Regions from separate parts of the Homo sapiens genome. Here region 2 is linked to region 1. The links are chromatin contacts, found by Hi-C or POLR2A ChIA-PET in ENCODE. All regions are on one chromosome and are shown on one strand. The core of a region is the stretch at or near the end of the contact, and the rest is flanking DNA. Distances in the headings are between cores, read along the strand shown. Region 1 has its middle 200 kb from the start of SORL1-AS1. Region 2 has its middle 320 kb from the start of SORL1-AS1.

Region 1 (6,485 bases), core at 1,816-4,315:
CCTCTAAGGGGCAAATGTGGGGCTCACATGCAGCATTTTAAATGCAGGCCAGCGTCCATCCTCTGCCTTTGTTGTAACACTTGCTTTGGTGGTCTTTGTTTATATCAGGTATTATTTTGGCCACTGGAGGGCCCTCCAGATAGAGAATGACTGGAGAATCCCAAATGCGTTCCCTTAGCCCAGACTTCAGTTCACACCCAGATTTTTGAGCCTGCAGCATTTCTTGCAAATCGGATTTAACTGGGGAGACTAGCAGTAGCATTGATGTTTCTTTTATGTAGGAATTTAAGCATAAAAGGAACCTCTATTTAAAAGAGCAGCTTTTGGATTATAGTCTATTTGGAGCTGGAAAGGAGGTGCTAATCTTGTATATGGAGAGTGATCTTGCAGAATTTAGCGCAGCTTAGGAGAGCAGAGCTTTGAACAAAGGTTATTTCTCTGTGTGAAGAGAATCACACCAAGATGTATGGCGTGAAGTGGGGCAACAGAAATTATTTTTTATAATGAGGAAAAAGAGAGTCTTATATAGGCCTGGAAAAATAGTTGGGAGGTTGGCATCCTAAGCCTAGTAAAGCACAAAATCACCAAAGTTTATTTTCATGCCACATATTTTTTCATCTGCAGTTTTTCTACCCTCTTGCTGGAGCCTAGTTCAGAGATTTTATTTTGCCGAATGTTGACAAAACACCCTAAATTCTGGGCTCACAGTTGTCAATGCAGCATGAAAAATTTCAGCCCTCAATAGATTCAAACACAGACCTGTTGCAAAACCAGATAGAAATGAGGAAAACTGTCAAGAAGAGTCCAGAAAAGAAATACGGGTCAGTGACAAGGTTTCCTCAGTTTATAAAACAAAGAAAATTCATCAGAACTCTCCACATCAGCCCAATACCAAACCAGATTAAAGTGCTGTCTCATGTTCTAATCTTCTGAGGCCTGAAACAAAAAGTGAAGTTGATTGTGTTGATTCGCATGGCTCCCCTGAACTAGTAATCTTTCAACATCAGAGCGGAGCAGGTGACTGACCAACGGACTTGTAGATGGCTTTGGGGATTTGTTTGCGCCCTCATAATTTGAGAACGTGAGTCCTGTGGGAACGGATGTGGCCACTGGGGATATAGCTGGTGGCAAGCTCTGTGAGGATCGGGATGGTTCTTACATTTTTTGTCCAGCTGTAAAATGGGAAGGAGGCTTTTTTCCGACTCATCCCTTAGCGTAAAGTTCCCATTCCCACGCAAATGGCAGCTCTTTCTATACTTATTTGGGAGTGAAATGGAAGAAGGGATGGAATGGAGAGGATCCGTTTCCTTTTTGAACTTGGGAGTTTATAGGTAAGTGGGCAAAAATGAGCCTACGGAAGAGACTAACTTCGGTCCGGATCAGCAGCATTTGCTCTTCTGGGAACCTCAGCTGTGGGCAGCAGAGAGCTGAGGGTGTGTTTGGTAGCTGCGTGTAAAGGGAGGCACTGTGCTTAATGAGGTCTGCAAGCCTCGATCTTTTCATTTGACCCAGGTTTTTCTCCCTTGGATTAACCTCTCTGTGTGTTGTTGGGAAGTACTGTTCATCTGGTTGTAGCTCAGAATTTTGTACCTGGCCCAGAGGAGATTCCTGGGAGTGGAATCTAGGTCCCCACCCAATTCTGATTGTGAGTAATGGATGCCGTTTGGATGGGAACTGTAGAGGATTTATCTTTAACGCCAGAGGGCTGGAGGTCAGAGCTGAAGCAGGTTGATTAAAATCAGTTACTCAGGGGATTTGACTACACAACCCAAAACACAAGCTGGAGGAATCCAGCTTCTTCTCAGAACTGCCCCCAAATACTGAGGAAAGGTAGATTCGAGGTCTGCAATCCTCGCCTTGCTTCTCAACTCAGAGCTGTCATTGTCTCAAACACGCACTTGACACTAAACATACATTTTTCTCTGACATATTTGTATTGTTTTTTAAGCTGTATGACAAATAGTTATGCTGAGTGAGTTCCGGGCACCTAGCAGGCAGGCAGTAAATATTTGCTGTACATCGAAAGAATGCCGTTGGCTTGGCTGTCAGTATGGCTCCGATTCAGAACCATCCCATTGCTGGGTTCTTGAAGCTGGGAGGATTGCACGTTGAAGGGCTGGTCAAGCCCTGCCTGACCAGAAAGGTCTCTGTGAATACTTTGGTCATAGAGACCAGAAAGGTCTCTGTGAATACTGGAACATTCTCAGACATGCCGAGCAAAAGCTACCATCGCAGGCAAGAGGGACGGTGGGGGGAAGTGCAGCTGGGAGTTTTCATAGAGACGTGGTTCCTTTGTTCTGGTAGATTTCAGCCAGAAAGAACAGCAAATTTTTACTGTCTGCAAACCACTAAGGAGCTACTCCCCTCCCCCTTTACCTCCTTCCTTCCCAACCTGGGAATTCATTTGCTGCTTCTCTCTCCTCCTCCTCTGCCCTCGGGCAGTCCTCAGGGACAAAGCTCTTTGTTGTGAACACTCCGAGACAATACGGGATTGCACAGTCCCCAGGGCACAATCGGGGCTGTCCTCCATGGAGAGTGATCGCCCGGGCAGAGACCCCCACCTGTTGATCTCCCCCTTCCCGGGGCGAGTGGCAACCTGCATTGTGCTGGGGACGCACGCGTTTCCACAGCAGGCTCAGCAGATGGTGCTGGTGAGCAAAGCCATTCCCGTCCCTCTCGCGCCCCTCCCCACCGCCAGAGCCTCGCTGGTCTAAAGCAAAAACAGATGTTTTCATCATTTCTGGATCTGGCATGTGACTCGCAGTTCAGCAATGCGCCGACATAACCCAGAGTTGTACGTCCCCATCATCCCCCGCAAAATAAAAATCCTGAACTTAAACGAGCCTTCCTCCTAGGCGAGCCACTGACACATGATCTGTGTAATCCACCCGGCACGTGTTTAATCGGACTCCAACTGCAACTGCCTTTGTAGCCAGCCCCGGCTCTATAATTGGGAAGTTGTCTTTTTTTCAGCGAAGACACGGGACAGCCAGACTAGCTATCTTTACACCAAGGGCTGGGAAGAGGCGCTAGCCTTTTAAAATAGCCCTGGTCTGGCTGGCTGGCGAACCTGTCTGCGTGGGAGCCGGTGAGCGGGGCCAGAGCAAAACAGGAAGGCCGCGGCGGCGCACCCTGTTCCCGGCGCCCTCGGCAGGTGGCAGCATTGGCCCGAGCTGGCCTCTGCCGCTGGCCAGCCCCAAAGCAGGGCCCTTTTACTTTCGGTGGCCTCAAAATTATTAGTTCCAGATGAGTTCTTGCAATTGTAATATTTGGTTTAACCCAATCTGCCCGACTGCGTCAGCGCACGTTCAAATACAGCCGTCTGAAGTCTACCCAGACATCAGAGGCATGTTTCGGGGGTGTCAACATTCCTTACCCTTTGAAAGAATTAAAGCAAAACAAAACAAAACAAAAAAAGGAGGCTGATTTATCCCAAAACGAAAGAAGGGTGAACAGGCGTGGGGCTAGGGTGCCTGAGAGGGAGCGAGCAGTGGACATTCAGGGAAGGCGTAACAATGGAACTTTGTCCAGGAGGCCCGCTAGAGTGGAACTGGATTTATTTGTTGAACTAGAAAGGGACCTCTAGGTTCTTTGAAGGTTAGAGCAAATAAGCAAAACTGGCGTGCATTTGGTTTACCAACAGCAGAGTCCTTCAAGTCACGTAGGCTGCTATTGTCAGACACAAAACGCGTTGTTTCTGGGGCTGGGCCTCTGCTTAACACTTGGCTTGGTGTCCCAGGAAGGGGGCAGTGGAGGAGGGGGCTCCCCATCTTAGCACACAGCTTTTAGGGGCACTCTGAATGTCTGCCAAGGATGTAGACTGGGTTTCCTAAGGACAGCAGCCTAGGCCGCAGAGGACTCGTTTAGAAGACAGGAGCCCTCCTGCAGGCCCTCTGGCGAGTGGACTGGCTGGAGTCGTCAAGTGTCTTGTAAACGGCCCTGCTGTGGTTTTACTGCAACACCGTGGAGCTGGACACGGGGGAGACTAGGGACCCATCCCGGTGGTCTCAGGGTATTACAGATGCATGAGCTGAGGCTAAAAGACTCCCTCTGACCCCCAGGGCAGAGCAGCAAAATGTGCAAAGGGAGCCCAGAAATCCTGCTCCAACCACCAGCCAGGAAAGGGTGTCTCTTCCCTTAGCAGAGATGGAATAACCTGGCCTTGAAAAGACAGCCTCTGTCAAGCAGTCCCCCACACCCCTTCCCCCTGCCTGCACCTCACTTTTAAATCTGTGCTCAAATTCTTCAGTAAGATTCCTGCTAGTCGACTACAGGGAGCCTGACCGTTTCCCTGCAGGTCTCTGGCTCAACATGGTACTGATCAAAAGCTGGCACCAGTCTGGCAGATGCTTTAAGTCCTGCATGTCGGGAGCTAGCGGCTGGTGCTGGCATCAGCCAGCCAGGCAGACAGAGTGGCCATCTTGTTAGATGTGGTTGGGGCCTCGCTCATCACTTACCTGCTGCAGGGGCCACCCCACTGTGTGGAGGAGGCGTAGGAAAGATGGTGGGACCTCCACACATCTGTTCCAATACCTCCAGAGTGTTTAGGGACCCAGACTTCCTGCTATCCTCCTTTCAGTCTGAAAACTACATGTGTCCCTGCAGATTGTTGGGAAAGTGCTGATTGTCTTGGCGGGAGCCTCACCCTGATCCTAGAGGGGACTTGGCCTTGGAGGGAAATAGGCAAATTAGGCATTCAGGTGAGTACAATGGTTCGAGGCCTGTGTGCGTAGAATGGCTAAGGAATTCCAGTATTCCTTTCCATTGCTTCATTTACTTTATTCCCTTCTGAGAATCAGTTTTTGGACATGCTATAATCCAGAAATTCTCAGTCTTGCGTACTTAAGAATTGCCTGGACCCTACCCCCAGAGCTGCTGAAATCACAATGAAAAGGGGTTGGGGATAGGGGTCATGATTTTACTCCCTGCCCAGGTGGTTGTAATGTACAGCTAGAAGCTAAAAAACAAAATTTAAAAATCACTGCATTTCTAACCCAAATTCCCTTGATTTACAGATGAGGTTCCTAAGAGTTAAGCGGCTCAGCCAAGGTCACACAAATTCAAGTCCAAGTATGGAATTTCTGTATAAGACCTCCTTGCTCCTCAGCAATGATTGAGGCTTTTCCTCAATCTTTGAACCCATTAATGACAGAGCCAGTCACTTCTTTTCCCTGTTTAATGAAACCCTCTATCAGCCACAACGTGTGTTGCTGTTGCCTATAAGAAATTCCTCTTACAGTCGGCTCTCTGTATCCATGGGTCCTTCATCCATGGATTCAATTGGCCTCAGATACAAAATATTAAAAAAAAAAAATATATATATATATATATATATATATGTATGTATATATGGATGGCTGTGTCTGTACTGAACATGTAGACTTTGTTTCTTGTCATTATTCTCTAAACAATACAGTATATCAACTATTCACATAGCATTTACATTGTATTAGGTATTATAAGTAATCTAGAGATGATTTAAAGTATGTAGAAGGATGTGTGTAGGTTTTATGCAAATCCTACACCATTTCATCTAAAGAGACTTTAGCATCCATGAATTTTGGTATCTGCGAGGGTCCTGGAACCAATTCCCCACAAATACCGAGAGAGAACAGTACTTACTGGGGAATTTTCAACTTTGTAGCTTTAAATAAAGGCTTATACTGAGACCTTTAGAAATGAAAATCTAACCCCCGCCAACCCTGATTTCCCTTATTTATCACTTATGTTCCCAAAAGGGATTCATACCTGCAGATGGCCATCATGGTGATAACTGCTTTGCAATGATTTGTTTTTAGGGATGAGGCTCCTGGGCCCTAGAAAAGTTTAGTGCCGTGTTTGGGCCAAAGTAGATGGCAGAGGCAAAGTGAACATGGAGGCACCCACTTCCCAGCCCTTGGTGACATCACTGCTTTAATCTCACCTCTCTTCCCCTGGGGCTGCTCAAGGTGCTGTTTTCTTGTTAGTCGTCACCTGCTGGAGGTAACAAACACCCTCAGAAATACGTCTGTCCTCTGTGGGCAAGGAAGCAGTCACTGGCTTAACCCTATGTTTCTGAGAATTGGTTTGACTTGAATATTTTGAGATCTTTGATGCTTGAAGGTTGAGGAAGTTACCATATTACCATAACTCATTGGGAACAAGGGAGAAAAAGAGCCCAGACATTGTGGTCACCAGGTAAAGTGGAAAGGAAGCTGGACAGGGAGTCAGGCAACGGTGTCCTGTGTGACCTTGGACAAGCCATTGTATCACTATGGGCCCAAGTTTTTTCCTCTGGAAAAAAGCCAGGAAGTTGGACATGATCTCTGAGGTCTCTCCCAGCTCTGACATTCCATGGGACAACGAGTTCCTCATCTCTGGGACCTTCCTTTTGTCGGTCAGATGTGAGGCTCTGGATTCTCTTCTCTCTCTAAGTCAATTACTCTTGAGGCATTTCCCCAGTGACCTTAGGACTAACTCATGATTTTTAAACATGGAGGTCAGAA
Region 2 (6,485 bases), core at 1,140-3,639, 110 kb after region 1:
AGCTGTGTCACATTACATAGTCATTTTATTCAAATGTCTCAAAGCCTAAAATGTCATTTTTAAACTGCTTCTTCCAGCCCTAGGGAGAAAGTAGATACAAATCATGAAGACCGCTTGAGGCACCCAGAGAAGGGATATGCATTCCCCGGGTTCACTTGAGGAGTGAGGCGTTTGGACATCCCTCCCACCCCCACTTCTGTCCCCTCCTGCAAGTGTGTCCCCCTCTGCCTTTCTCTTCACATTATAAGTCGCCTGAGTATTTATATATTCTGGGGTCTCTCTATGTAAATCCACATTCCATAGATCCCAAAGCTTTTCTTCTGTTTCAGATCAAGAGGCTGAACAAGATATATGTTTTCTTTTCCTTTTGTAACCAGCAAATGGCTTTTTTATCGATCTACCCCTTCTAACATAAGGTTTGTCTTCATGTAGAGTTCGGAAGCCTGTTCTCTCTCTCTCTCTCTCTCTCTCTCTCTCTCTCTCTCTCTCTCTCTCCCTCTCTCTCTCTCCCTCTCTCCCCCTCTCTCTCTCTCTCTCTCTCTCTCTCTCTCTCTCTCTCTCTCGTAACCCCTTCCTTAAGTTCAGAGAGACTGTTTACTCGCCTCCACCTCTCTCTTCCCACAGTTTTATCTCATCTTAGCTCTGTTCATAAACCATCAGTTTCTCCAGTGTCTTGTGTTTCCTGCCTGCTGTGGCTGGAATTTTATGGGACTAATCAGGTTTTGCTTTCTTCACACCCCGTCTCTTCACCATCCATGCGGCCCTCTTGACTCTTATCCCCCTACCCTCACCTTCATGGTGCGTGGGCCTATTAAATGGTGTCCAGTCCAATTTCTGGCACCCAATAAATCTAAATTTTCAAGCTTGGGAAGCCGGGCTCACCCACTGGCACCCAGATAAATGAGTCCTCCGTGAGAAACCCACACTGGTCATTACTCAAGACTCTCCTAAAACCTCGACACAGGCTTCCTGCCTGAGAGACTCAAAGTGCCCCTTGACTCCCTTACCTTCTGGAAAAGAAAATGTTCCCCCACCCCATCACAGGGACTGAAGTCATCTCCAGCTCTCCCCGCTCCAGACCGATGCTCAAAGCGGCTGGAGCCCCCGACTCTTGGCCCCCAGCCGGCCCCCACGTCATTGCCCACTGCAACGTCTTTGAAATGAGACTTAATATCCAGCACACGCGCGTGCACTGTTCAGCTCGCAGGGGCTCCGAGCATGGAGCTGAACAAAGAACCTCCGTGCAGAGGTTTCATTGTTCGCAAAAAGCACTACCAATGAGGGCTTTTCTCCCAGTGGTGAATCTCTCGCCCTTTTGGCGGAGGGTACTGTTTCAACACCCTAAATCTAGCTCTTCCATCTGATTGACAGCAGCCCTAAAATTGTCCAGGTGTGAGGAAGAGGATTGTCGGGGTTGAGGGCCTTTGAGATCAGGTTAGCTTTCTAGAAAACTGGTGGGTAGGAGGGTCCAAGAGCCAGGACTCCTGGGAGGAAACCGGGGTCAGGGTCTGTGTTTCATTCAGAGAGGGGAGACCTGGAGAGCATGATATGCTCTTGGGAAGTTGGAGACTATTTGTATTTACTTATTTGTTATTTTGACTTGTGAAATTATCCCCTTTCACTCTGTCAGGCTTCTGAGTCTGCACAATAAAAATTAATTACAATGAATTAGAACCTTTATAAACCACCCTTAATAGAACAGCGGCTCAGAGACAGCCCCTCCTCTGGCTTCTCGGCGGTCTACAGTTTAAAATTCGATCAGGAAATAATACTTCAAGAAGACAAATGTCTCTAAAATAAAGTATCTGTTTTTGGCTTTTATGGAATAAATCCTGGAAGTAATAGGATGCTGTGATGGTTAGCTTTCTGTGTCGATTTAGCTAGGCTATAGTATCCCATCATTTAATCAAGCACTAATCCACATGTAGCTTCGATGGTATTTTGTAAACGTGGTTAACAGCTACAGCTGGTTGATTTTAAGTAGATTACGTTGGATAGTGCAAATGGGTCTTATCCAATCAGTTAAAGGTCTTAAGAGCAAAAACTGAGGTTTCCTAGAGAAGAAAAGATTCTGCCTCAAAACTGCAGCATCAATGCCTGCCTGAGTTTCCTGAACTGGCTGGCCTGTGCTACACATTTCAGACTTGTGTCTGGCCCCTGCAATCCTATGAGGCAATTTCTTGAAATAAATCTCTTTAAATAAATAAATGAAAGTTTCTATCTCTATTCTACATTTCTATATCTATGTATTATTGATTCTGTTTCTCTGGAGAAGACTGAATAATGAAGGTATTTCAAAATCTTATGCTGAATTGAAATTGTTCATTGTGTAAGTACCTTCAGGGCAGGATGACAGTTCCTCTTTCTTTTCTGAGCATGAGGCATTATGCTGCACACAGGGTAGGAATTTATGAAGCGCTTACTGAAGTCACCGGAAACCCCAAGAAGCCCCATCATGCTTTTTTCAGCTTCTGCTCCTGCACTTTCAGTTCAAGTGGAAACATTTGCTCCTTCTCATTCACACAAGACTAATCAGCCTGACTTGGGAGTCCAGCTCTTCTCATGACCTTCCCATAACCTTGTGAAGTACTGATGCTCCCATCCGTCTCTACCTTTAAAAGCTGTGAGCCGAACCACACCTTCCCCAAAGGCCTCACTGCAGAGAGCCCAGGCGCATCACTTGGTCTTGCCTCCTAGCACTTGTACCTGAGAGCCTTTAGGTTTACCTCCGTTGTTCTGTTCTGGCCTGGCATTGTGAGATGATGTCCTCCCTTTCTCATTAGCGGGTGGTCCCTCTGGGGGAATTCCAGGCTCTGATGTTGTGGAACATGTATGGCCTTTGGAATTAGCCAGACCCAGTTTGAGCCCCAGTTTTCATACAAACATTGAGAACCTGATGAAGTCATGTACATTTTCTGAGGCTCAGTTTTCTTATTAGTAAAATGGCAGTAAAGTGACTCATAAGGACATGTGAGGAATAAATAAAGCAAATAGAGAGTTATCATTTATTATTTTAAAATTAGCAACAAAACATATATTTCTCTGTGTTAGTCCGGGTTCTCTAGAGGAACCGAACCAATAGGATAGATGTATATTTGAAGGGGAGTTTATTAAGCAGTACTGACGCACACAATCACAAGGCGAAGTCCCATAATAGGCAGTCTGCAAGCTGAGGAGCAAAGAAGCCAGTCCGAGTCCCAAAATCTCAAAAGTAGGGAAGCCAACAGTGCAGCCTTCAGTCTGTGGCGGAAGGTCCGAGAGCCCCTGGCAAATCACTGGTGTAAGTCCAAGAGTGCAAAAGCTGAAGAACTTGGAGTCTGATGTTCGAGGGCAAGAAGCAACCAGCACAGGAGAAAGATGGAAGGCAGAAGACTCAGCAAGTCTAGTCCTGCTTTATCCTAGCCACACTGGCAGCTGATTAGATGATGTCCACCCAGATTGAAGGTGGGTCTGCTTCTCTCAGCCCACTGACTCAAATGTTAATCTCCTTTGGCAACCCCCTCACAGACACACCTAGGAACAATCCTTTGCATCCTTCAATCCAATCAAGTTGACACTCAATATTTACCATCACATTCCCCTAATGAAGTTTTCTGTGGAATGTGAAATATAAAGCAGGTAAGATAAGCGCTACTCTGGTTGGTTCTAAGGAAAGCTTCTTACTTGTGCACTGGGACTCCCATTCTCTGTCCTTTTCAAGGGCATGCCTTCAGCAATGCTGTCTCTGTCTATTATATTACATGTAACACTGCTCTACTGGATCATCCCTGCCAGCCTGAGAACATGATGGCATAGCCTCCATCTTTCAACCAACCAACCAACAAACCAACCAAGCCATCATCAACCAAGCAAAAAAAATTCATCTTCCCTTACCCTACATGCCTCTGAAGTTACTACCCCACTTCTGCCCTCTTCTTTCCAGCAAAGTTCACTGACAGAGTTGTCTATGTGTTGTTTGTTTTCTCTCTTCTTGTTCTTTCTTGAATCCACTCAGTCTTTGTTCTCACTATTCCACTAGTCCGCAGCCCCAGTGGAGGTTGAAAAAGACCTTCACATTGCCAGAAGGTCTTTTATGATTGATTTTTAGCCACAGTGGATCACATCTTCACCTTGAGGTAGTTTCTTCACTAGTCCTTGGGGAACCACTCACTCTTGGTTCTCCTACCTCACTGACAGTTCCTCCTCAGTCTTTTCTACGTTGTTCTTCCCCATCCCCTAACCTTTACATTTTGGAATGTCCCAGGGCTCAGTTCTCATTTACAAACAGTGAGCAGGGTAGGGCTAACTTAATCTCATGGTTTTATCATCTACACATTGATAACCCTCCAATTTACATATCCATCTAGACCCTGTGTCCTGAAAGCCAGACTCATACAGCCAACTGCTTGCATGTCTAAGAGACGTCTAAAATTCACCACGTCCGAAAATGAACTCCTGATATCTCCCTGAAACTCGTTATTCTGAAATTGTCCTAATTTCATGAGTGACCCTTCCAGTCTAGAGTTTACTGATCTATAAAGCCTTAGGACCATCTTTGACATTTCATTTGTTATCTCACCCTGCATCTATTCCAAGGGCAACTGCTATAGCCTCTACTTTCAACATATATCCAGAATCTGACCCCTTCTCACCACATCTACTTCCACACTGAGTCTAGTCTCATGCCCCATCCTCTCATGTAGATTATCTTAACAGCCTCTTGTCTCCTTGCTTCAACTTTCATTCAACTATACTTTATTCTCCATACAATATCCCTTGAAAACATTCGTCATAATTAGTCTCTCCTCAGCTCAAACCCTTCCAGTAGTATCCCATTTCACCCAGAGTAAAAGGTAACGTACTTTCCACAGCCCAAGACCCCATACAATCCCCTACAAACTTTCTGGGCTTAACTTCTGCCACTTTCTTTATCCACCCTTGGGTAGGATCACTCAGTGTCAGTCACAGTCTCCTTCTTGCCAATCTTCAAACACAGTGAAATATGCGCCTACCTCAGGGCCTTTGTAGGGGCTGTTCCCTCAACCTGGAAAATTTTCCTCCTGGATATTCACATGAATCCTCTGAGATACCCACAGGGCTCATTTCCTCTCTTCAGAGAAGAGACCTTCTCAGAGAGCTGAACCTGACCACCCTGGATAAAAGCAAGTAATGCCCCCAGCTCTTTACAGCCTCCTTACTCTGCTTTGTTTTTTTAAAGGACTTGTCGGTAACTGACATATATTCTTCTCTTCTTTTACTTATTGTCTATTCCCACAAAATGTAATCTTCCCAGCAGCAGGCACTTTGTCTCTTTTGTTCATTGTTATATTTACTAGCACTGAGTACAGTGCCTGGCACCCGATAGATTATCAATAATTATTTGTTGAACAAGTGAATGAATGAACAAACCCCATTCACTGTAAGCTCCATCCCCTGGCTCAGCATCCATCTTCTGGAGCTCCAGAGATGGTTTTCTCCCTAGAGTTCTCGCCTGTCTCTTCCTCTCAGGCCTTTGCCTCTTGGCGGTAAACATCTCTGGTTCTTTCTACAGTTCTTTAAATAAAATGGTGGCTCTGGCAACACATCTGAGTTTCTTCACACTCCACCATGTGGTTTGTCTGGATTTAGGGATTTGAACACTTAAAATAGTTGTTTGCTGCCTATTTTCTTGTCTTCTTTGGGCTTCAGCTTCACCATAGCCATGTTGATTCTACCCACTCATGTCTGAAGACCAGACTTCTAGACTGAGAGCTGGGTTTTGGGATTTGGAACTCAAAGAGATAGTGGATTTAAATCTCAGACCTGTCAGTTTCCTCATCTGCGAATTATGCCAAGCACATAACTTCATGTGGCTAATGTGAGAATTAATGTCGGTTAAGTGTTTAACACAATGCCTGGCACATAGCAGACTCTTATAAATGTCAAAGTCCCCTTGACCTTCTCTGTCTTATGTCAACTTTATACCTTTGTCTTCAAGCAGTGGATCCACTTTTTCCAGCTTGTTTTTTCTCCACGTGGAGCTTTAGCAAAGCTCTTCTTGTCTATACCCTGCATATGCTAGGCTTACTGGGAAAGATAAATGACTTTTCTAAAGCTCTTGTATATACAAGGTCTAAAATTGCAACAGGAGATTTGTTGGTAGACCTAAAGTAAATTCAAATGGTAAAAATAACTTAAAAGCTTCAAGATAGTAGATTACGTACTTTGGATCACTTGTCATTGTGCTTAAAGATCAGAATGAATTAGGTGTGTGGATGACTTAAGTTTACTTTGATTAGAAAGAGGTGGCTAATAAAGAAACCCTCTGGAAATGGTTTATCACCCATAGAGCAGTTTAGAGCCTATGTACACAATGGATGCCAATATGTTTTCTATAAAGTCTATTTAAAATTTAACATGAGTGGTAGTCAAGAGCAGAAGGCAGAACATTCAGATGGGGCAAGTGAGGAGAGTTTAATGAAGGGGCTATTCACAAATGTGTTGGAAGGATTAAGGAAAACCAAACA

Evidence for each region. Hi-C counts contacts between places; a loop is a spot of excess contacts on that map. ChIA-PET counts read pairs that join two places held with the same protein, here RNA polymerase II (POLR2A). Pooled maps may share reads with other maps.
Region 2: a map with no recorded cell type shows a loop between it and region 1 (7-fold over the local background). The contact joins two enhancer-like sites. A Hi-C loop is called at or near these places in 2 of 168 maps with a recorded cell type or tissue (IMR-90 and aorta), 12 of 37 single-sample maps with no recorded cell type and 7 of 50 pooled maps. POLR2A ChIA-PET finds 5 or more read pairs at or near these places in 1 of 52 experiments (Panc1).

Annotation. Positions count from the first base shown.
Region 1 is chr11:121,653,011-121,659,495 of GRCh38, forward strand. No RefSeq gene overlaps it. Among named protein-coding and RNA genes, the nearest start is that of SORL1-AS1, 200 kb to the left of the region's middle. RefSeq lists an enhancer at 2,827-3,036. Within about 2 kb of position 3,066, at least 35 of the 41 ENCODE cell types and tissues checked have a DNase peak (open chromatin) inside an H3K27ac peak, as active enhancers do.
Region 2 is chr11:121,765,207-121,771,691 of GRCh38, forward strand. No RefSeq gene overlaps it. Among named protein-coding and RNA genes, the nearest start is that of SORL1-AS1, 320 kb to the left of the region's middle. RefSeq lists an enhancer at 2,596-2,645. Within about 2 kb of position 2,390, at least 2 of the 41 ENCODE cell types and tissues checked have a DNase peak (open chromatin) inside an H3K27ac peak, as active enhancers do.